Linked DNA regions of Mus musculus: all the other regions are linked to region 1. Evidence: chromatin loops called from intact Hi-C (ENCODE). Cell type or tissue: left cerebral cortex. All regions are shown on one strand.

Region 1 (8,000 bases):
CCAGGTTCCTGGTCTGTCCCGAAGTTTTGTATCTCAAGAGGTGTTTAGGGAAAGCCTCCTCGCCGCATCAGGGTCCTTAGGTGGCTTGGGACCCTTTTCTATATGCAGGAGAATGCCTGGTTAGCGAAGACTTGGCTCCTGCTGTCTGCAGTCGCCGCCTCTCAACCCCTCCACTACCACGGGGCCAGAGAGGGCCAGCCGCCTCTAGAGGTCTGAGTGAAGACTTGGGAGAGGATGCTGCAGTCAGTGCACAACTCTACTGGTGTATGCGTGTGTGTGCGTGCGTGCGTGCGCGCGCGCGCGCGCGCGCGTGTGTGTGTGTGTGTGTGTGTGTGTGTGTGTGTGTGTAGACTGTTCCAAAATGTCCGATTTCTGCCTTCCTCTGGCAGGATTCGGTGCTAGAGAGGGACTCCCAGCGGCGCAGCCCCACCTGCCTGGTTCGCTTTCTGGCCACTTTTGGAACTGGTTACGTTAGATTCCCAACTCAGGAATCTAAGATTTGGTTCTTAAGATCCTCACGGTGAAGCCAGTACCTTTCCTGAGCATGGGAATTGTGTAAGGAGCCGGACTGGAAAGAGACACACTGTGGAGGGTTCAGGTCTAACGTGGGTGGCCCAGCCTTCTGGTTTTATTGCGTTCTTCTTCAGTGAGCACTGGGTGGCTGCCTTTGAAAGAAAGAGGCAGAGAGCACAGATCCTCTCTCCTGCAGTCGACCTTGCTTGAAGACCTTCCCCAGCTCCTTGAATGCAGAGGGGCTTCCTGCTTGCTGCGGCCCCTCGCTCCTAAAGAAGCCAGGGGAAGCTAGATTTCTCACGTTTCTTTCCCCCCAGAGTAAACTTTAAGCCAATTATACGATTAGGAACGTCTGTGGTTCTCCATATTCCAAGATTTGTATTTCCAGATTTTAAATTCTGAGCGGTTATCTCAGTGTGAATCCCTACATTCTTGTGTCTATACAAATCTTCTAAGCGTCTAAAAGGCTGTAAATGGGCATTCAAGGTGGCTCGGCCTGTGCCGGCGCTTTCCACAAAGCCAAGGACTGAGAATGTCTCCTGGTAGTCCTCTGACTACTACAAAAGGTGTGCGTGTGTGCCTGCCGCCACGTCTTGTGCAACACACACACACACACACACACGCTCACACACACACGCTCACACACACACTAAATGTAAAAAATAAAAAGCCACTATGTACAGATGTTAGAACTACGGCTTTATGCCTGGAACTTGCTGCTCTATTGGAAGCTGCTTCTTTCTTTGAATTTTTTTTCTTTTCTACACTCTCAAGCATGTGTTATTTAATGTGAATTCCGATCCTAGGGTGTCTTACTGGAAGACCTGGGTCTTAATAAATGCATAATTGCTGTCTTCCTTACTTCCAAAATCGACTGTTTTGTAGGGGACTAGAAGAGCCTCAGTCTTGTGAGTTGTCTAATGTTCATTACAGTTTGCTTTAATGATTGTCCACGACTTTCTGATCACCCCCCCCCCCAACCGTCCTCTGACTCTGGCTAGAATCCTCCAGGCCCCCAGAGGTCTCTGGTCCTGCATCTCCATTCTTCCAGAATTCTGCTTCCCTCTGCTTGGTGGTACCTCAGTCTCCAGGGATTAGAATTCTCAAGATCATGACTACCAGGTTTGATGTTGGGTGGCGTTTGTGTGTGTGTGTGTGTGTAAGAGTCCTGAATTTTACTGCATACAATTTTATTCAGATGATGTACTCCTACACCCCATAGGGTGAGGGTTCTACTCATGATACAAAATTCTGACAAAGTTTACCCATTTGGATCAAAGCAATATAAACATTTCCTTCTACCCCTCCCCGAGTTGTTTTGAGCAGAGGTAGGTTGGTAATGGTCAAGTTTCTTCTTACTGGGGTAGAGTCACAGACTCTATTGGCAATTGCTTGAAGCTAAAGGGGATGGATTCCAGCACCTTGAAAAATCCAGCAGAGGTGGGAGTCACAGTGGGCTAATTTATTTCCTTCCATTGTTCAATCACAAGTGTTCCCAGCAACCCCTGGGACAACTTGCTCCATTAATGGTGTGTGTGTTGTGTTTTGGTTATTGGGGTGTCACAGAAGGCCTGGAAGTCTTCTGCAACAATTGGAAGCTCAGAAGAGGTTGAAAATGAAATCCAAGGGTCATGGAAAATTCCTCCATATTCCTTGACGCAGGTGTCTCTGCCTGCAGAAGCAGAGATAACCCCGGCCATCTGCCTAACGTTCTCGGGGGTTAGAGCTGGAGAAGGGCCTGACCGACCCAGGGCTTGGGAAGGAGATGGGACCATGAGGTGAGAGGCTACAGACCTCAGGCTCTTACTTTAGCTGGATGACCTCTTAGTCTTCTCCCTTCTCCCTTCTTAGTGTCTTCCTCCTGACCATTCTTTTAGCCCTTCTCATTTATTCAACAGTAACAGAAGACACTTGCACAGCTCAGAGGACACAGCCTCCATTATCAGGGTAATTTTAGGGGAGACTGCCGGGGCTCACTGGGTTGTATGGCTCCAGAGAGCACTGCCATCACACCAAACCAAACCAAACCAAACCAAACCAGCTCAGTGTGGTTGGTTGTAACAACTCTCGATCACTCATCCCAGGCCCAGCATCTGGGAACCAGCCCAGGAACGTCTGAGGCCTCAGTTTTCCCTTGAGGTGAGATGAAGGTGTGCTTTCTCCTCAGGGTAGAGAAGATGAGGTGGGGACTGAGTCCTGCAGTCCTTTTCTTTATCTTTTACATTGTTTTCAGGATGAAACAAGGGTGCGGAGAAAAGAAAAGATCAAAAGTTCTAGCTTGTGCCACTTGTGGGCAGAGGTGAGATGGCCCTGTTGGAGAAGACTAACTAGTTAAGTAAAATGTTTTCTGTGGCCTAGCTGTGGTTTTGTATCTCCACGGGGGTGGGGGTGGGGGTGGGGGGATCCCAGTGAGCAGGAACCTCTCAGGCTCCTAGAGTAGTGTGGGGATCTTGGAGCTGACTTAAAAAACAAAACAAAACAAAAACAAAAACAAAAAAACCCGTTTTCTCCCAGCCCATTCACTCAAATAGTGTAAACAGAATTATCATTCCGGTGATAAGTTCAGGGGCCAGACTTGCCACCAGCTTAAAGAAGCGCCTTTCTTTGGGTGCCTTGAGCCCTAGTTTAACTCCAGCCACAGGACCTGGGGCATTCGAACTCTCCAGAACGGATTCCCAGAGCAGAAGCCCGAGCTCCGCAGCTCTGTGAAGAAGAAGATGGCTCAGAGCGTTGAGCCCGGGCTCTCTCCGCACAGCTCGGACCGTCTGTGTCAGAGGCGAACCCAGGCCTGGACCTTGAGGGCGCTCCCGCCCTAGGGTGGCGCTCCACGCTTTCGGCTCCTGTAGTTTCCACCCAAAACATCAAAGGCATCAGCTCCATCACGCGCCGCGGGCTGGGGAGGGATAGAGTGGGGTGGACAGCTCCTTTTCAGCCTCTCTGGCCCGCGCAATTCAATTCAATTCCGGAATCCGGGGTGCTCCATCTATCTTTTGGTTCCTCGGGCTGGGATCGAGCTCCGTGTAAATGCTCAGGAGAATCCAGGAAGCCCAGAATTTGCAGGGATGATTGCTCGTCTTTATTTCGGAGGAAATAAACTTAATTACTTAATTACAAGGCACCGTAGAAAGGCGCTTCTTTAAGCTGGAGTTCTGCTCCCTGGACCCTGGTTCTTGTTCCTACTCCCTCGGAAGTGTAATTCTGTTTGCAGTATTTAAGTGAACAATCTCCTGGGATCCCCACATTATTTTGGGAGCCTAAGAGTCAAGGTCCCTGCACAGTGAGAGCCCAGTGGAAACACGAAATTCCAGCTCGGTCACAGAAAACATTATACTAATTACTTGATACTTCTTCTTCGTGGGCATCTCACCTCCTGCCACACGTGGCACAGGCTGGAAGTTTTGTCTTTTTTGCTAGATAGTCTCAAAAAGACCAGGCATGACTGCCCTTCCCGTTCAGGAGAGAGTTGCCCAGTACAAGGTTAGTTCCACAGTCAGAGGCACAGAAAGATACCACAATCCGCCTTTCCTTTGGTCCCCGATGCCTCCAGCGATCCGATGGCCAGGATGGTGCCCTCTGTAGCTCTTTCCCGGGGTGGAAAAGAGGCAGCTGGTAGCACGGGGCACAGGGGTGGTGGTGGTGGCAGTGGTGGTATAGAAGGTGTGGGGTAGGGGGATGAGGACGGTGTTAGAAGACGTTTGAACCAGGATGCCTGAGGGTGGTGGAGGTGGTGGTGTCTGCGTAGCCACACTCTGCCTGCCTTTTGAGAGTTTTGTTCGTTCTTGTGTTTCTCTGTATAGTCCTGGGATGCCGTGTGTGTTGATTTCACCTTTAGTTATTTTGCCTGTCCTGATTTTTGACTTGGGACAGAAAGAACAGGGCCAGTCGGTTCTCACAGCCTAAACCATCCTCTCCCATCCTGGAGGGGCAAGACCAGGGCAGGTGAGGGTCTACTCATCTACCCAGGAGGATACTGGGATTCCTTTGCACACACCTACACCCTGTGTCTATTAACCAGTAAGATAGGTCTCCAGGGCGCTGGGGGTGGGTGGGTCTAGTTGGGGAAGCTGAGCTTGCCTTCCTAGTGTGGACATAGTACGGGAGTGAGGAAAAGTGGAAGACTGGTATTGGGGTCCCTTTAGGTGTTGAGTGGTTCCTTACCTTCCCTGAACCCTGGCCAGGCCAACTGCCCCAGAGGGTAGGACAAAGGATCTGCTTAGAAGCAATTAGCTATGGGAGGAGCCACAGTAACAATGGCCCTTGCTGTTTCCGAGTTTGTCACTTTCCCCTTTAAGATTTCACCCTTCCTAAATTAGCTACTGTATCCCTGTTTCTATTTGTGTCACCTTTGGGGCCTTGGCCAGTCAGAGGTGATTGACATCAGTTTTATCTGGTGGTGAGCAAAAGGTTCAAGTGCATGTAAGAGGCTCCACCTCTGTTCCTAGACATCCCCTGCTGGCCCAGCCCTCCTCCTCCTCCCTGGGGACTGGGTCTCCAGATCCTGCCATTCACAGTTACTGGAGCAACCCGAACAAGAGCAGAAACAGAGGATCTGCCTGAAGAGGTGGAAGGGAACACCTTCTCCCCACCACGCAGGCTTCCTCAGCATTTTGTCAATGGCTTCAAGGCAAGCTGATTGGGCTGTGGCTAAGCAGGTGGAGGTGCTGATGCTGAGAGCTGACGGTAATCCCCAGGTAGGGAGACTGAGCCAAAACCAACAAGAAGACATTTGAAAACTGTTATGAAAACATTGTAACTTTACAGGAGACAAACCAAGAAGAAACTATCCCACCTGCCTGCTACTCAGCATTCATTTCCCGTTCATTTTCTCCTCTGTCTGTTCATTCCTCTTTGTGTTCTGGTGGATGCAAAGAACAGGAGGTTTACATGTAACTCTGGGGGTTCTGCACACAGGGTATTTGCATTATTTTGTAAATATAAATACATGAAGCTTCTCTCTGTCTCTCTGTCTGTCTCTGTCTCTCTGTCTTTCTCTCTGTCTCTCTCTGTCTGTCTCTGTCTGTCTGTCTGTCTGTCTGTCTCTCTCTCTCTCTCTCTCTCTCTCTGTGTGTGTGTGTGTGTGTGTGTGTGTAGGCCAGGGAATCAATCTTATTCCTTTGTTGCTGTCCACCTTGTGTTTTTGTGACAATGTTTCACTAAGCCTAGAGCTCATATAAACTAGCTCTAGGGCTTTCCTGTCTCCATCTTTCCAGCACTGTGATGGAAAGTGCACACAACACACAGTTTTGTGCATTGGGAGCTGGGGATTGAATTCAGGTCCTTATGCTTACAGGACACATAAGCACTTCACCCAGTGAACTGTTACCAGTCCTTCTACCTCTTTTAAAGCTAGGTTTTGCTATGGGATTGAAACTGGCCTCAAACCCATTCTGTACCTCAGGCTGGCCTTAAACTCATGATCACTGGGCCTCAGCTGAAGGAAATAGACGTATGTGCTACTATGTCAGGCTCTCCCCTTTTTTTTTTTTTTTTAATTTGTAATTGTGAATGAAACTGTCCAGCATGGATCTATTAGTACCTGCATGGCAGCTGGGCAATTAGGTCATTTCCAGTAGTTTTTGGTATAGGCCATGCCGCCAGGAAAATGTTTGTACCAGGGACTTTTTATTTCTTTTGATATATCCTTGATAGAAATTTCTGAAACAAGATCTATGAGACCACAGACACTTTTATGGTTCTCTACATTTAAAAAAAAATAATTTATTTTTATTTGATGTGCATAGGTGTTTTGGTCATCCCATTACTAACTGTAAGCAGCCATTGGTCTATTCTTGTTGCCATAGAGCTATTTTCATGTTATAGAATTGTATGGAATGAAATAATGCAACATCTTACTACTTTTTAATTAGTACAGATCATTTTGACACTCACCCATGTAGTGGTACCAAGTCCATTCACTTCCACCAACTTAAATGGTGTTCTCTTATAAGAATCTGCCTCCAGTTGTAGAAAGGTGGGCTGTTTCCAGTTTTGTCTGTCACAAACAGAGCTGTATGAACATTTGTGTAACATCTTTGTGTCAATACATGCTTTCATTACTCTTGGCATGTCCTCTGCTGTGGTGTGTCGGTTTGCATTTTAAATAACTGTTAGGCCATTGTGCAGACTTTCATTTCCATCACAGTGTGCCGGGGGTCCAGTTGTTCTGTCTCCCCACCAACATTCTGCATGCTCAATCTTTTTTTTTTTAAAGTATTTTATTGCCAGGCAGTGGTAGCATGCACCTTTAATCCCAGCACTCAGAAGGCAAAGGCAGGCAGAGCTCTGAGAGTTTGAGGCCAGCCTGGTGTATGGAGCAAGTTCCAGGACAGACAGGGCTATTCAGAGAAACCCAGTCTCCAAAAACAAAAGCAAACAAAATATTGTTTTAGAAATCATTTTGTGTAGGTTGGGTTCTTTACCTGACTGTATATCTGTGCACTATGTTCATACAGTACCCTTGAAGACCATAAGAGGGCTTGGATTCCCTGGGACTGACGTTTCAGATGGCTGTGTTACAATTGGCTCACAGTACTGAAAATTGAACCCCAGTCCTCTGTAAGAGCAGCCAGAGCTCTTAACCACTGAGCCCTGGCTCCAGCCCCAGAATAATTATTATCTTAATTTCATTTAAATCATTCAGTGACAGAATAAAGGAATGCAGGATGACCTATTATGGAATGAAGTTTTCTGAGCAGCAGAGGGTTCATGTTACCCCACAGCTTCTTATAAACAACTTATGTTAGAGCAATCCATTCATTACACTTGTGGAGCCTATGTAGATACATTTATTATCCAAAATTTATAGTATTTAGGAGGGTTTATTCTGTGTTATATAGTACTATGTGGGTTTGATTTCTTTTTTGAGAAATCCATAATGTAATTGTATTAGTCAGGGTTCTCTAGAGTCACAGAACTTATGGATAGTCTCTATATAGTAAAATAATTTATTGATGACTTACAGTCTGCAGCCCAATTCCCAACAATGGTTCAGTCCCAGCTGTGAATGGAAGTCCAAGGATCTAGCAGTTACTCAGTCCCACACGGCAAGCAGGCGAAGGAGCAAGAGCAAGACTCCCTTCTTCCAATGTCCTTATATTGTCTCCAGCAGAAGCTGTAGCCCAGATTAAAGGTGTGTTCCACCACACCTTTAATCCCAGATGAAAGGTGTAGCCCAGATTAAAGGTGTGTCCCACCATACCTTTAATCCCGGATGACCTTGAACTCGGAGATATAATCTTCTGGAATCCATAGCCACTATGCCTCAAGATCTTCATACCAAGATCCAGATCAGAATCTTCTATCTCCAAGCCTCCAGATAAGGGTCACTGGTGAGCCTTCCAATTCTGGATTGTAGTTCATTCCAAATATAGTCAAGTTGACAACCAGGAATAGCCACTACAGTAATATATTTCTTCTTGAGGGGCAGGAGAGATGCTTATTGGTTAAGAGCACTTGTTATTCTTTCAGAGGCTCTAAGTTCAGTTCCC
Region 2 (8,000 bases), 1.6 Mb after region 1:
CAGACTGGTCATCTAATTTCTCTGGGCCACTATTTGGGAGCTTGAGAGGCTGGAGTAGGTGGTAATAGTAGGGCTGTTCACTTCTTGGGGATTTGAAGTTCTCAGGGCTCAGGAACTCCAGGAGTGTCAAACAGAACCACTCAGAAGAAAATTTCCTCTGACCCAGAATCACTAAGTACTGGGAGGGCCTTCTTTCCTTCATTGGTTAGATAGGGTCGTACAGAAGAGAACATAGCCAGAGCTGAACAATGCCTACTGTGTGAAAGGAGGGACCTGGACTGTGTCTGTTGGAATGGTACCTGCATTTTCATCCTGCCCTCAGGATACCTTTAGGGTTTTGTCCAAACAATACAGAACAATTGGCCTCTTCAGGTATTGTCCAGATAAATTATTTAGTTTGACACCAGCTCCACTTCCAGCCTCCAGCCTTTCTTCTATCCCAGGCTTGCACTAGTGCGACCTTAGATAAGTTGAATCCAGCCTCTTATCCTCAGGTTCCAAATCTGAAGAATGGGGAAACAGTTTTCTCAGAACCCTTTTAGTTTTTAATATTCTTGATCGGGGATTGTAAGCTCAAGGAGCAGGGTTGGGAGCTTGAGGTACCACTGACCGATTCTCCGGAGCAGCCTCTTGACATCCATAGTGGGAATTAAGAGTCCCATAACTGGCTTGGAACTCAACTCTTACGATATCTGATTCGCTGGGGACTACGGGATAAAGCAAATGGGGCCCTATGCCATCACAGTACTTTCCCAGTTGTAATCTCCTTGCTCTAAGGCAGAGGTAGGTGTGGGGCAGCAAAGATCAAGACCCGGAAGGGGTTCCGGAAAATGGAGAGAGAAAAAGCTACCACTCCACTGCCTCACACACCACAGCCTTCTGAGTCCCCAGAGACCAGCCTTGGCTGTTTTCCTGCAGCTGTGCCCCAGTGGGGGTGGGGCTGTGTTAGCCCGGGGAGACTTTCCCCGCTTGTCAGGGGCAGCTTGGAGGAGGCGGCTATCAAGGGAGGACCCACGAGCTGACCTAGTATAGAGATGTTAGAAGTGGAGCAAGAAGAGAAGAATGGAAATGAGGAGAAAGTAAATAGTGAAAATGATCCTCGGATCATTCTGAGCTTTGTCCTCCCTCTACTATGCCTGAAGCAGACGCCTCAGAGGTCTTGGGTTTTGGTGGGTTTATGTTTAATAGCAGAGAGTCATCACTTACGATTCAAAGGAGTGAGCGTTTAGTATTCTCCTACAACTGCCACGGTGAGGGGGAGGGCAGTGCTCAGTATCTGTGTTGGGTTGGGTCTTAGCACACTAGAAGCCTCACAGAACTATAGCTACCTGGGTGAAGACACTTCGTTTTTTGTTTTTTAAAGTCCAACAGCTTTGATTGTGGTCTGGGAGCCTTATATTCCCAAGAAACTGAGACACGTGTTGGCTAAAGAAAGAGCTTTGCTGGATCGAAGAATTCTGTCTTCTAGAAGCCTGTTCATTTTTGTCCTAAAATCTACAAGAACTCTAGTGAGGAAGGTCAGGTTTTCCTCTACCAGGTGGCCATCCTGATGCTACACTGCCAGGCTCTTGCAAATGGAGGTAACTGCACAGCCACTGGCTTCCGGTGCTCTCATTAGCTCTGGATGCCGGTGGACTCCTTCCCTTTTTAAAGAGGCCTTGCACCAGATGCGGAAATCCTCTTGTTGACAGAAGCTTTGAGCTAAGAGCATCACCAGCTCCCAAGGGACCTATCAGCTCCTAGGCTAAGACAACAGAAAGGATCTATGCCTCTGTACTTGAGGCAACCTGGTCCAAGCTTTGGAGACTCCCCAAATTTCTGGTAACCTTCAAATAATATTTCCCCAGTTCTGCCTTTGGTTAGTGCAATGCTGGGGCCTCTGTGGATAGAAGAATGATAGAGGAGGATACAGAGGAGACGGCCGTTGCTTAGTGGATTCTTGATAAACTTAGGAAATGGAAGGAACCAGCATCAAAGACTTCTTTACTAAACTCTGCCCATTTTACAGAGGAGCAAAGTGAGGTCTAAAGCGGCAGATATACACACAGAAATCTGCCGCCTAGACCGAAAATCGGATCTCTATTGTGCTGAACGTCTACCTCTAAAATCTGTGGATGTTTTTCTATTTTTGTTTTTTGTTTTTTCTTTTCATTCTGGAGATCTCTCTCCCATCCTTACTCTTCTTCGACCCTGTCTCGGTTGCTCCCAGTCTCTAAGCGCATCCTAAAATCTCGACGGCCCTCCGAAAGGTCGGCTCTGTGGGACCAAGAGCATGGCTCTCCAGACACTGCGTGGGCTCTGTTCTCTCTCTACCCCTTTTCCACCCGAGAACCACTAGGCCTTCTCCCCACGCGTTTGTCAATGAACGTGGCGCCGCAGCTTGGGCCCCGCCCCCCATTCTCTCCCATTGCCCAGGTACCGGCTAATCAGGCGGAGCCCGTGGGTTGCTTAGCCAATAGGGCAGTATATCGGGCTAGGGCCGGATGCCCCTGTTCTGATTGGCTTGATGGGGCATGATTGGCAGGTGAGCTCTCGCCCCGCCCCCGCCCGGAGGGAGGCTGAGCCCCGGGCGGCGCTGTCCACACGCAGCGGGTCCTGAAAGCGGCTTCGGGGCGGCGCGGTGGCGCACTGTGCGCGCCGAACAGGCGGAGGGCTAGCGCCGGCGGCGGCGGCGGCAGAGCAGGCATTAGAGCCGGCAGGGGCTTCATCTCAGCACCGACAGCCTCGGCGGCCCCGGCGGTCCGGGCGGCAGGGACCCTCATCCTCTCTGCACCCCTCGCTCCACGCTGGGCAGACGCGGCGGCTGTCCCGGAAGAGGCAAGGCAGGGACAATCCACCCGGAACCCCGAGATCGGGCAGCGGGGCTCCAAGAGTTGGTAGCGTGAACCACAGCCAGGCGCGAAGGGGCCGGGAGCTGCGGGGCCCGCGGGAACTTTGAAGGCAAGCGGGTCCCGGGCTTCGAGGGTTGCAGCTTCGGGGCGCACCGGGCTCCCAGCTTCAGCAGCTGCAGCATTTCAGACTCCGCCGCGGCCCCTGCGCGACAGGAGAGGGAGTTCTCTGTAACTTCGTCGGAGACGTCAGAGAGCCGACAGAAGAGAGGTGGAAGGGGAGGTCCGGCTCCAGAGACACGGAGAAGCGGGAAACAAGAAGGACCTGGCGGAGGCCGAAGGGTGGGCAGACCCTCGAGGCAGCAAGACCGAAGCAGCCTGGCAGTCCGCGGCCTCGCTGCCCCGGACTGAGACGGAGGGCCCTGCGCTCGCGGCCTCCTGCAGGCTGCTGGTCCCGCGCCGGGCTCCCCTAGCCGTCCTGGAGGTGGGCCCCTGCGCTATGCCCTCGACGCCGCTAGCGCTTGGGCCGCAGCTTCTCTGGTGCGGGCCGGGAGCCGCCGCTTGAGCCCGCCGAGGAGCGAAGCTAGCGGGAGTTGGGCGCCCGCTCCCAGACCGACTGGCTGAGAGCACCGTTTCCCGCCTCTCGGCTCAGCTCTCCGCGATCTTCCGCAGGCGGCTCCGAGAGGGACCCCACGGCTGCAGAGGTGTTTTCTGATCTCTGCTCACACTGTGCCCGGCCTGGTGGCGCGGTTCCCTAGGCGCCCTGGGCAGTCCTTTGGCGCCGAGAGGCAGCGGCGTGGGCCGGCCTACAGTCTGGAGCGCCCCGATGGAAATACACTGTAAGCACGACCCGTTTGCATCCATGCATAGTAAGTAGGCGGCGAGCTCGCTTCTCTCACTCTCCGGCCGGGATCGGGTTGGGGGTGCCGGAGTGCGGGGTAAGATACTAAGTCCTGAAGGACTCGGGACCTCTGTAGCTGCGTAGACAACTTCGCAAAGTGCAATGTTTTCAGGTAGCGGACGCCGCCGAGGCCGAAGCGCCTGGTGGGTGAATCCCGCCTCCAGCAACGAGGTAGAGTAGGCAGCGAGCTGTAGCCTTTCCCGAGCTCTAGCCGCTAGTTCTCAGAACCCTGGTTCATACGCATAGACAGCTCGGGACTGGGTCAGTTGGAGGGCAGGAAGTTTGAATAGAGGTCAGTGAGAGTCTCAGCCAGCGCTCAACATCCCAACTCTGTTGGCGCCTTTTTCAGCCATGGGACTAGGCAAGACTGATGCTTAAAAGGAAAAGTAGAGCCCCGACCAGTCCCTGAATATGTGAAGAAAGAAGTGAAAGTTAAGAAGGGGCACCAGGTCCAGGATTCCAAATGCGCCCTGGATCGAGGAGAGGGGATTTAAAGAATCAACGAAGTCAGGGTCCCTAAGCTACACTTCAGTTTAGGTGTCGGCCAGTACATACAGAGACCTTTAAAGACATCATTGGGTCCTTCTCTGTAGGATGTCTACCTTGAGATGGCTTCTCTACTAGAAAGAAAAAGAAAGAAAGAAAGAAAGAAAGAAAGAAAGAAAGAAAGAAAGGAAGGAAGCAAGCTAATTAGTCACATGCAGGCATCCCTGCCTTCTGAAAGCCTGTGCAGTGTAAGAGACCGGCAGGGTCATTTCGGACACCGGTAGGGCCCTGCTGCCTGACCCACAGGGATCCTGCCAGTTCACCCATTAACACAGCCTCCTATGAGACAAGCGCTCTTCTCACGGTGAGTTAACGCTGGATTAGATTCGGAGATTTCAAGGAAATTCCAAGTGGAACGAATCGCGTTTCCTTTCTGTTGGCTGTAGACTCGGCCAGGGGAAGGCGCCAGGCTTTGGCAGACTGCACTCGGGTGCCCAGCTCGAGTCTCTGTGGGTTGCAGATCTCAGAGTAACTCCGTGGCTAGCAGCCGGCTGCAAGCTTTTTAAACCTCAACCAGCCGGGATCCCGCTACTCTAGCCGTGGGTCCCCTATTTAACAAAGGCATAGAGACCCGGCTAGAGAGAAGGCAAGGTGAAGCAATAATCTTCGTGTCTTCCACCAAGAACTGAGTGGCCTGGTAGCAGGGGAAGGTTTGCTTAGGCAGCCAAAGCGGGCTTCAAGCAGGTCAGCTTCTCTTTGTGTCAATATCCCAGTCGGAGGTAAATCTCCCGAGCGAGCAGCGACAAGATTCGCGCAGAGAAGCTGCTTGCTCTGGTCCCAGCCCCAACGATTCCTCCCCTTTAGGAGACTGGGTTTAAGCGGTTTCCAGTCCACCATGGCTCCAGCGTTTCCCGCAGCATTTTCATGCGCAGACTGGCTCTAGAGCCTCTCTGCTCTCACTCAGAACGAACCTGAAAACAAACGAGTTGGGGGCAACACTCTGAGGTGGGCAAGAAACAACTGGGAGGCAAGATGGGTAGGGCTGGCTCCCGTGCTTCTGGCAGAAATCCAAAGGCCTGCACTGCCTCTCTCTGTCCAGAGTTCTGCTGCCCAGAGGTCGTGCCCAAGCCCGTGGGGAGACAGCATCAGATTTGGTGGTCTTGCGGTGTGCATTCGTGTGGAGAGGCAGCTCCTTCCAGGTGCAGGTTAACCAACTGCTAATGTCTCAGCCTTCCTGCCGGCCCTTCAATCTGCCCCCTCCTCGGGAAATCCTCCCTCCTCCCATTCTCAATCTCCCTGGCAGCACAGTGGGGGCTGGGCAAGCCTAGCTTCCAGAGCTAGGGGAAGCCCTTGGCGTCTTTGGAAAGACCTTAGTTAGCTCTTATGCCTAAAGCTGTTTGCTTGCACAATGTAATCTGTCTCTGGGTCCTTATTTGCTGGTGATGGGGGCAGAGAAAATAGGTTCTGCAAGGTGACAGGTGTACTAGGATTCTTCTTTCATCTTTTTTCTCTTCTCTTCTCTTCTCTTCTCTTCCTTTCCTCTCTCTCTCTCTCTCTCTCTCTCTCTCTCTCTCTCTCTCTCTCTCTCTCTCTTTCTTTCTGGCCCTGGTCAGTTTTTCCTTGTTACCTCCCTTCTTCTCCCACCCCCCACAACCAGTTCTGCACAGGACAGTTTCTGTCGAGAAGGACAGACATTTGACTTCTGGGTTCAGAGGTACCCCACACTCTGTTCCAGTTCCACCAAGCTCACTGGCACAGAGGCCCTCCCCCAGATGTTTCCTTCCCCCAACCCTTTTACCAGTTAGTTATAAAGTACTTTTGTGGCCAGTGTCATACCTGAGTGTGACCCAAACCTTCAGATACCTCTGTTTTATAGAATATAAATACTATTTATACTGTGGCTGGAGAGATAAAAGGACTGACAGAATTGTAGCTGGTTCTCAGGATAGAGGTGTACCGTTAGGTTTTGGGGGAATTCCTGGAAAGGAGGGAAGAGAAGGACCTAATCTCAGAGAGGGCAGTGGACTGCTGGAGTATCCACACAGACAAGGCTCTCCCTCTGTGTAGTCCAGCCATGTCTGTATTCACAGCATGACTGCTGCTATGTGTATCAGCACCTGGCTGTCCACTCTCTGGGATTCTGTTTGCATGTCTATGTGTGTCCCTTCCTCCTTCTGCTTTGGTGCATTTAGAAAGAATTTCTATGAGCCAGGGTCTTCTAGTTCAGTCTTTAGCTGAGCAGAGACATCTTTTACCTAATACTCTGTGCTCAGTCATAGTTCTTGGGGTTTGGGCAATGCTCTTTGTGGGCCACATGTTCTTAACAAGGTCTGAGGAGAATCTACAGAAGGCAGCTCCTTTCAGGCCAGAGACACAAAAGTCCTAGGGGCACCCACAGTTCCATCATCCTTCTGTCCCCCTTCAAACCCTATTCCCCAGGTGCAGGCCGGTGATCTTTACTTTTGTTACATCTGTGTTTGCTTCCCAGTTTCTACCTAATTCGTTTCCACCGTTTCTGTGCCAGTCTCTGCAGATTCTGTTCCCTGTAGGAATGATAGCTGAGTTCATGTCTTAGCCCAGTATCTTCCTGGCAGATGAGCCCTCACCTAGCTGGAACACACGGTAGAAGTTGAGGTTTGAGCCTTTGAGGAGATGCAAAGCTGGAGCAAGGCCTGAGAGAGAGAGAGAGGGAGAAGAAACAGAGCCCCACCCACAGAAATCCTGTCTTCCAGAAGCCCCCTTCCATTTGCCGGTCTGTTTTGATTTTTCTTCTGTCCCAACTCCCTCTGCCTGCCCAAACTTCTCTGTGTTCTATCTAGCCTTCTTTTCTTTGCTGTCTGTCTCCACCCCAACTCTCTATACCCTTTGCACATACCTCTCTTTTCTTGGTTCCAGTGGCTCTCTCCCTTATATGTGAGCTTCCCTTCTTACCAATCTCAGATTAGCACCTTTCCTGAGGCCTCAGTGGTAAAGTGCTCTGTTGGGTATGTTTATAAGTGAGGCAAGAAGACTAAGAGGATCCGGGGCCCTGTCCAGGAAGTCAAGAAAAGTAAGAGTCACCTAGGCCAAGTCTGTGTCAGATGTGGACACTTGCCTTAGATTCTGCAAATCTGTTAGCCTTGTGGACACAGGGAGGAAGTTTGGGGGATCTGTTGTGATTTAGTGAGACCTGACTCTAGGAGATTCTTCGCAGCTTTTGCTATGATACAAACCCACAAATCCCCTATATAACTGCTTTTGGCATTGAAGTCCTCTGAAGGTTGCCATTGTGTTTTGGGCAGAAGTCTCAATTGTCAGTGGTACAGCTAACTCTAATTGCAGATTGGCTGCAATTCCTGGACCTCTAGATCATATTAGAAATGTGCTGGGTCTTTCAGTTTCCTTTTCTTGGCCTCCATCCTTCCAGAGAACAAACCCCGATTTTGGATATACTTTGTTTTACCCACATCCAGGCTGTTCTGAAAAGATTGATTCAACCCTCCTCCCCCTTAGATACTCTTTGTCCCAGATCAAAGCTGTTGATCAGGGTTGCTGTAATCTTTCTGTTATAGGTAAGCTATGTAACTATGTCCCTAGCTGTAAAATCCTGTTCAGGGCAAATTTATCTCTTTTTTTTTTCTTTCTTCTCCTATGTGAATTTTGATGTTTCAGAACAATCAAAATCCCTTAAAGGCACATTTTAAAGAAATCAGAGGAAGAGTCAGCATAGTTTGGAACTAAATAATGTTATTTCCTAAAAAATTCTTGGTTTCTTGGACATACACCCGAACCTGGAAATTTTGGGA
Region 3 (8,000 bases), 1.6 Mb after region 1:
ATAGACAGAGCAAACCCAGAACTTCTGCTTCCCACTGTGCTGTATCAATGCCCCTCCCGAGGCCTTGCCTATGCTCTGCTACTGAGCCACACACCAGTCCAGCAATGACCTTTTAAGACACATTTGTGTAGAAGTGTGTATCCCAGGAGGGCACAGGCACCGGAAGGAACAGAGTCTAAGGTTTCCTGCCAGTCAGGCTCTTGGCCCCATAATCCCCATACGCCACTGCTTCTTTCTTCTGAATGTGCTCCTTCTAACTGATATTCCAAACCTCCACGCTTGTGTTGAGGTGTGTGTGTGTGTGTGTGTGTGTGTGTGTGTGTGTGTGTGTGTAGGCTGGGGGGTTGGAACTTCCCTCACATTAGTTGAGCAGATTCTGCCAAGAACTCTCATTGAGTTGCTGAAGGGTGGAACTAGGAACAGTGGACAGTAGATGTGGAAGTCGACTTATTCTTAAAAGAAAGGATGTCCTGTCAGATATCACAAAATGCAAAGGGTTGGAGAGCTTACTGTCCCTGAAGTATTCACCTGTAGGCGGAACATCTGTTTACTGGCATAGAGCAGAGCAGCCAGCCTGGAGGCAGACAGCTCACTATCCCAATTCCATTGCTGTTAACGAATTATTTATCAATTAATTATTGCTTAATTAGCAGACTATTAATTGAAACTACTTGTTATAGCTCTTGGAGGCTGTTTTAGCTTTTTTACATTATTGTGATCAAATATCTAACATAAGCAAAAGAGGAAAGATTTTAGGGGGTGGAATAATGGTTTGAGAGGGTATAGCCTATCACAGCAGAGAAGCATGGCTGTGGCAGAGTAGAGCTGGGTCTCCTCATAGGCCGTATCCTTGAGGAGCAGGAAGCAAGGAACTCAGGCTATGACTCTCGGTGCCCCGAAGCTAGACCCTCATTCCCTCCAGATAGGCCCCACTTCCTAAAGGCTCCAGAACCTCCCAATCTGGAGATAAGAAGTTCAAACACATGAACCTAGGGGGCAACAGTTCATGCTTGAACCACTTATAGAGACTCTGTCCTGAAGAGAACAGCCATTATAGAGTGGAGACTGAGACAGAACACTCACGACTCTTTCTTAAGCCTGGTTTTTTTGTAGTGTGAAATTCTTTCCTCAATTTCTAGGGTGGTGATTGTTGGTGGTGGTGGTGGTGGTGCTGGTGGAGGAGGTGAAGGTAGTGGTGATGGTGGGTGGTAGGTGGTGGTAGGGGTGGTGGGTGATGGTGGTGATGTTAGTGATGGTGATGGTGGTGGTGCTGGTGGTGGGTGCTGGTGGTGGTGTTAGTGATGGTGATGGTGGGTGGTGGTAGCGGTGGTGGGTGGTGGTAGTGGTGTTAGTGATGGCGATGGTTGTGATGGTAGGTGTGCACCTGCCTATACACAGTAGAGATCCCCTCGTTGATGTGCTATTGACTGCTATCATGTCTTCATTTTCCCTCCGGGATCCCAGGCTTTCTTCCTCCTCCTTCAGCTCTGCCCAGCTGTGTGCTAACCCAGCAACGCTGCGTCCATCCGTCCATCCGACACTGTCTTTTCAGAACCCCAGCAGCAGCAGCAGCATGACAGCTGCTAACCTCACAGCCCTCCGATGTGCTTGAGTTGAATTTCTTTGCTTTCTTTCTTCCCGCATAAGGAAAGGATTCTTTCAAAGAAAACATACAATTTTTCAACACATGAGTTCTGTCGGCCTCTTCCTGTATAAACCTCACTCTTAACTCCTGTCAAACGTTGGGCCATAGGTTCCTGAGCTAAAGGAGAAATATATCCAGTCAACCAAAAATAGATTTTCTTTAACAGCACCAAGGAATCTAAACCCATCCTTAAAATATTTTGTAGAGGAATTAGCCAGGCGTTCTATCATTTGCTTAGAGCAGCACAGAAGGGTAGGATGAGTGGTGGGGTGGTGTTATTCCCCCCATTATGCAGGTTAGCAAACTGGGAGCAAAGAGGTTAGATTGTGTTTCAAGGATGTGGGATTATCAGGGTCTGGTCCAGAGAATGTTTATTCATTCGTGTGACTCACCAAAACAAGTGAAGTGCTATTGCAGAAATGGATCACACACTGTGAAGCCAAGAGGAAGCCAGGGAGCTGTGACAGTGTGACAAATGCATTAGCAGAAACGTGGATCCCACTAAAGAGCCAGATACCTATGACCTATGATACATGGGGCAGTCACAAAGCCCAGGAAAGTGTAAAGGTCTCAGGGAAACCCTATGATTGCATGACTGCTACTTGGGACTAGGGGTAAGTGGGCCAAACTTTGAGATGAATACAATTTCACCTTTTGGGGACTCTGTTTCTTTACCAAGGAATGAATTTCTCCTCTATCTTCCTGCCTTGCCAGTTCTTAAACAGGCTAATGTCTTCTTCTTCTTCTTCTTCCTCTTCTTCCTCTTCTTCTTCCTCTTCTTCTTCTTCTTCTTCTTCTTCTTCTTCTTCTTCTTCTTCTTCTTCTTCTTCTTCCTCTTCTTCTTCTTCTTCCTCTTCCTTCCCCTTCCCCTTCTCCTTCTTCCCCATTGCTCTAACTGAAGCTTTAGGAGCTTGTCTCATCTTTTCTAACTCACCCTTCCACGACTCGGAACAAATGCTGTCTCCCTTCAGAAATCTTTACGAGCTAGGTATGGTGATACATATCTATATTGCCAGCACTTGGGTGATAAAGCAAAACAACCTGGGAGTTCAAGGCTAGTCTCGATTATATAGGTAGTTTTAAGCTAACCTGGATCACATGAGACTGTCTTAACCCACTGTGCCTGGCAATCTTCGTGGCTACCCCTAATAGGAGAAAGGAAGAACTTCCCCATCTTTTACTATATCTAGTTTAAAGGCTAGTTGAGTTCTCTGATATCACAGGCTCATATCTGTATTCTGACTTTGTTCAGTTTTGGGCAGGAGGCTCTCCTCTTCCTAAAACACTCACCAATAAGCAATCAGCTGTTGGCTGAATGGACTCACACTAAGATCAGGAAGAGAAAACCCATCCATCTCCAAAGTAGGATGTTTCTTTGGACCTTTGAAAGCAAGTTGGGAATAAGAGTCTGAGTCTGGCTGCTGGTACTTCTGGAGTCTGGACCTGCCACTCTGCTAAGTTCCAGGCTACTGATGTTTGCACAGTTGCAGACCGGTTAAGTGGGGAGAACAGCAATCAGTAGATTGCTTCCCTTGAAAAGCTTCCCTCTTCTCTTTCTTTCTTTCTTTCTTTCCCCCTTCCCTCCCTCTTCCTGCTAGCCCTGGCTAGCCTCAAACTTAGGATCCTCCTGTCTCACCCCTCCCAGTGCTGGGACCTGCACCACCCCATCTAGCATTGTCCTGGAAACATTTCTAAGTCAGTATTTCTTGACAGATGGAAGGTCAGGTGTACTCTGGCCCCTGTCTGCTAGCTTCGTGGGAAGTCATGAAACAGGCATGCTTCTATCTCTGCCCCCAAGGACTAGCCAAACTCTCAGGTTCCTTCTACCATGGCTGCCAAGGCCTAGCAGTCCTAGGCTGTAGCTCTGGGAGGGTCGCTCACCACCTTGTTAGGCTTCCATCATACGTGTGATGAATAGTTCAGCCTGGTTTGTTTGCTTGCTTTTCAGGCTGATGTCTGTGGAGAAAGTCTCTCTCACTGAGGAGAAGGTAAAAATAGATAGAGATGAAGCTTCCTGCCTGATGTTGCTTTGGTCCTGAGGCCATTCCATCATCTTCATTTTGGTGCACCTGGCACAAGGAGCAGGCAGCTTTGAGGTCTGCCAGGGGCCTCCCCTCCATGAGTCCGGCTTTCTCCTTTCTCAGCTCTGCTCTCCTGACCATGGGAGTTTCTTTCTCCAGATGCACTTCGCATCCACCCTCATGCCTCTAGTTTTCACCAGTGTTATTTCCCCCATAGCATTTTGCTTGCACATCGACACCCAGTAGCCTTGTCCTTAAAATGAAGAGCTAATCATGTCCTCTCTGTCCTTATTTATCTAGAAAAGTCCTACTAACTCTTCTTTGTATGCCACTCAGCCTAACATCTCCATCACCCATTTCCAGAGTCTGACTTGCCTACCTTGCTGTCTTATCCCAGAACCCCTTCTTGCGCACCCATCCTCACACTCTTCTGGCCTGCCTCTCTTTTGGACAGGGCCTGGGGCTCCACTGACTTTGTTCCTTGGCTTCTGACTGAGTATGCACAACTCTTCCTAACAGCTTATGAGGATCAGAGGATCTGAGGCCACCTAAGGCCCTCTCCACAAAGGTTCTTGCTTTTCTTCCTGGCTCGATAGATAGTGGAACCCATTAGGTAGAGAGAGCAAGGAACTCTAGTACCTCAGGGTGCTTGCCTGGCTCAGGGGGAAAATAAGAGTTACCCATTTGGAATAGTGCTCCTTTAAAACTGGCAAGCATGCAAACACCACCCTCCCTCCCCATGTCAACGAGGAATTCTGCATAGTTCTGCATAGGCAGAAAAGCTTTAGTGGCAGAGTTTTCTCTGTATCTTGGAAGCTGCCCTGGCTGGTGCAAAGCAGGTAGCCAACCAGCACAGAGGGCCTAGGAGGTGAGGGAGGAACCAAAGGCCAGCTCCCTAAACAGGCTTTGGTGAAAGCAGCGGGGACAAAAACCAGCTCCAAGCTTAATTAAAGAGTGCTTAATCCCTCCCCCAACAAATGCAAATCAGCCACAAAGGAGACCAGGAACCCCAGTGGCCAGCCAGGAAGACCCACAGCCTTATAAGCAAGCACTTTCACAGTGCCGGGCTGCTCAGCTATGATCCTGATACAATGACTATTGTCAGAGAAGGCTGTTTTTCCATGTTTTTGTATCCTTTTCTTCGAATTTTCTTTTGCTACCTAATTTCATGCATCAGAGGTCAAAAGACAAAAGGTCGGGCTAGGTTTAGAGGGGGCAAACTCCCCACCATCAGGAACGTGTGTCCAGAGGAGTGCTCTTGCAGACACGGCAGGGTTTCATCCTTGCCGACTTCTCTTTTGTCACTTCGAGGGGTACAAGAGCCTATGCTCCAATGGCATGAGAAATGAGATACCAAACGAGGAAAAACCAGCCTCCCTTTAAGTTCGCCAAAATGTTTCCATCTCCGGTTCTTTTTTGTGTAAGAATTTGTAGGTTTGAAAACAAAACAAAACCCATCCAAGTCCTAAGCCCATCAGCATAAAAGGCTAAAGACATACATGTGTATTATACGGAGATATGTTTGTATAATGGATATGAATGTATTTTGTCAATATAAAAGCTGAGTGCGTGTTCCTTAATTATTTTTCTGAGGGAATTTATAAAGACTTCTCCAGAAATTTGCCAGCCCCTGTTTTTAAACTCATTTGAATGGAAATTGTAGAATTTTAGCATGAATAACTTGACATGATTACATTAGTAGGAATATATATTTTTTAATCTTTGGACCTCAAATCTTTTCAGTGTCCTATCTTGGTTTCTTTGATCTTGGTGGCTGCTGGAGTTTCCTTGTGTTGTAGGTAGATCCCTGGGTGTTTGTGAACAGAAATATATATATATATATATATATATATATATATATATATATATATATATCCTAACCTCATTTCAAATGGCTTTCAGCAGTCTGAAAATTCATTTGCAGAGACCTTGAGTTTTCTTCCTTGCAGATAAGTGTTTTAGGTTTGAATAATGTAGGGAAGTTTAGTTCCTGTCTCCATTACAAAGGACAGTTAGGACTTTGGGAACTGTCTCTGGTGGCAGTGGGGCTGGTTCCAGGGCTCTCTTCACAGATCCTTAGGACCCCAGCTTTACTCTCTTACTCTGAGCTGAGTTCTGGAAGCCGCTATCAGCACATTGCTGGCCAAGTTGCCAAAAACATGTATCCACTGAAAGTCCGAGAGACTTTTGGAGCACAGTTTTATTTCAGGCATATCTTCAAACCCAGACGTTGTATACCACAGAGTCCTAGACACCCCCATAAGATCTTTTCCCACAAGAAAAAGCCAGTACACAGGGTGGTTTGAGACCCTGCAGATTCCCATTCCAGGTCTCAGGAATGTGTTCCAGCACACCGTGGTCCCTTGCCATAGCTCTTAGGTTATTTCAGAGAAAGAGAGAACAAAGTGAGTGAAAACATTAAAGGGCCTGCTTAGAGATGAGCTTCACTTCCTTTTAGCATTAATATCGGCACTAAAAAGCAAAAGAATGTTTGAGCCTGGTGTTTTTACCCTCACTCCAAACTGACTGTGAAGTAGGTACCTTTATATTTCAATACTTCATGGAATCAAATTACATCACATTAATTTTTCATTAGTTTAAAACACATTGAATAAATGTTAAGTCTGGGCTGGTGTATGAATATTTAAACCTTACCAACGGGGGCTGGGGGGGGGAATGTAGAGAGAGTAAAAGGTCCATTACAAATACTGACAGAAACAAAACCCAGTCTTCTTAGAAAGATATGATTTGTTACTGACAATTCTGGTATTGTTACTTAAAAAGAAAAGGAGAGACTAACTGAGATACAGTTGTTTTCAATCACAATGCCTGAAAAATCTTTCAATGTCTCCCTTTGGAGCCTTAGGTAATTTTGAATTGCTGGGGTGTGTTGGCGAATTTTAAATGCAACTGATGGTTTTCCATATTTATATATTGCAAGTGGAACTTTAGGAGAGTAAATTTAATCTCAGAATTCTCTAAGAGTCGCTTTCAAAGTGGGTCTCTGTGCATATGTATACAGCATACACACTTGACGTCTGCCATGTGTTCCTGCGCGCTGCAAAGCAGTGGTGAAACTGAATTGAACTATTGGATTTGAGATGAAATGAACCCATCCAAAGGATCCCAGTCTGCACTCTTTGAGGCTTCTCTCTACAACCTTTTTTTAAAAAATTATCATTAAAAAAAGGAAAACAATCGCGACCACACACCATTAGCATCTGTTTCCCCGGACCACACAGCCCCATCAGGTATTCCGCACTCCCGGAGTATTTCCAGACAGTGAGTGAATGGCACATGGCACCCCAGCGAACCAGCAGCCAGAGCTCCAGAGCTCGAAGCCCTCTCGAAGCAGAGGGCTTCAGCAGCAGTAGAAATGGGTGTTTTGACTCAAAACAGCTCTAAAAACCTGCCCTGGCAAGTGGCTAACACGATGCTTTTTGCGCCTTGCGCCCCAAAAATTAAAGGCGAAGAGCGACCCTATCCATCTCAAGCTCCAAGGTTATCACAATGACCCTACTGGTCCGGACCCGGTGTCCACATTCCCTGTTGCCAGTCTGGGCCTGACACACTGCGCAGGGCGGGGCTGGGCTATCCAGGCGCCGCCTGCTGAAGGTACAGTACCACGTGCGCGCCTCGCGAACTCGGACTCAAGCAAGTCCAGCTCCGGCCACCTGATCTCTCTGACCTGGGGTCTCGACTTTAGGGCGGGGCCTCTTCCTCGCCTCCTGCCTGGACATCTGCTCCGACCCAAGGTCCTCGCCAGTTCTAGAGGAAATCCCTAAGGCCTGAGTTGGTCGGGGTGGCTGCCCCCAGGGCTTGCCCCGGAGGCCAAGCGGCGACCAAGTATCATCCAATCTTCCCTAGCATCCCAAGATCTGGAAAGGTAGACCGATCAAGAGATCTGGAAAGGTAGATCGCGGGGTCAGAACAGAATCCCAGTCTAGGCTTCCGGGTGGTGTTTCCTGGCGGAGTGGAGGAGCTCAAACTTGGCCCCTCTCGTCGGCCTCCCCCTCCCTTGGCTATAGCCTCCTAGCTAAGTGGAAGCTCACAGCGTGCCTTGGCCAACCCTTCTGCAGCCCTTTGCTTTTCCTGTCACTCTGCTCCATTTCTGCTTTCTCCTACACCCTGCCAGAGCACGCGGGGACCTGGAGCAACCTCAGTACCAGCCCCTTTCCTGGGCTTCCAATCTGTCTCTTCCTCAGTCTCGTCTTTGCCGTTCTGATTTTCTCTAAAGATTCTCCTCGCATTTCCTAGTCCGCTTAGCTAGCACGATTCTGATTCTACGTGCCTCCCACCCCACCCCTTCTCTCTGCCTGGTGTAGCGTTTAAAA

What was found. A loop is a pair of places that touch in the nucleus more often than their neighbours do. Peaks named below come from ENCODE experiments on the same cell type or tissue, not always from the same donor. Only the 100,000 strongest peaks of a DNase experiment are listed, where the experiment ranks them.
Region 2: it touches region 1 in a loop (6-fold over the local background); 4 of 42 quality-filtered maps call a loop at or near these places.
Region 3: a loop joins it to region 1, with 7 times the contacts of the local background. A loop is called at or near these places in 4 of 42 quality-filtered maps.

What each region holds. Positions count from the first base shown.
Region 1 is chr4:46,335,124-46,343,123 of GRCm38, reverse strand. All of the region lies in intron 1 of Gm12446 (predicted gene 12446), which reads left to right. Among named protein-coding and RNA genes, the nearest start is that of Gm12446, 4.4 kb to the left of the region's middle. In left cerebral cortex, a CTCF peak has its summit at 6,989; DNase peaks (open chromatin) are centred at 478, 3,504 and 3,524.
Region 2 is chr4:44,699,068-44,707,067 of GRCm38, reverse strand. The region is part of intron 1 of Pax5 (paired box 5); the gene reads left to right. It overlaps 5730488B01Rik (RIKEN cDNA 5730488B01 gene), which reads right to left and starts at 4,268. Exons shown (of 1, transcript NR_073462.1): 1 at 1,958-4,268. In left cerebral cortex, no CTCF peak of the experiment used is centred here; DNase peaks (open chromatin) are centred at 2,503, 4,202 and 4,801; H3K4me3 peaks cover 413 bases.
Region 3 is chr4:44,713,636-44,721,635 of GRCm38, reverse strand. No RefSeq gene overlaps it. Among named protein-coding and RNA genes, the nearest start is that of Pax5, 6.9 kb to the right of the region's middle. RefSeq lists an enhancer at 4,590-5,024. In left cerebral cortex, no CTCF peak of the experiment used is centred here; no DNase peak of the experiment used is centred here.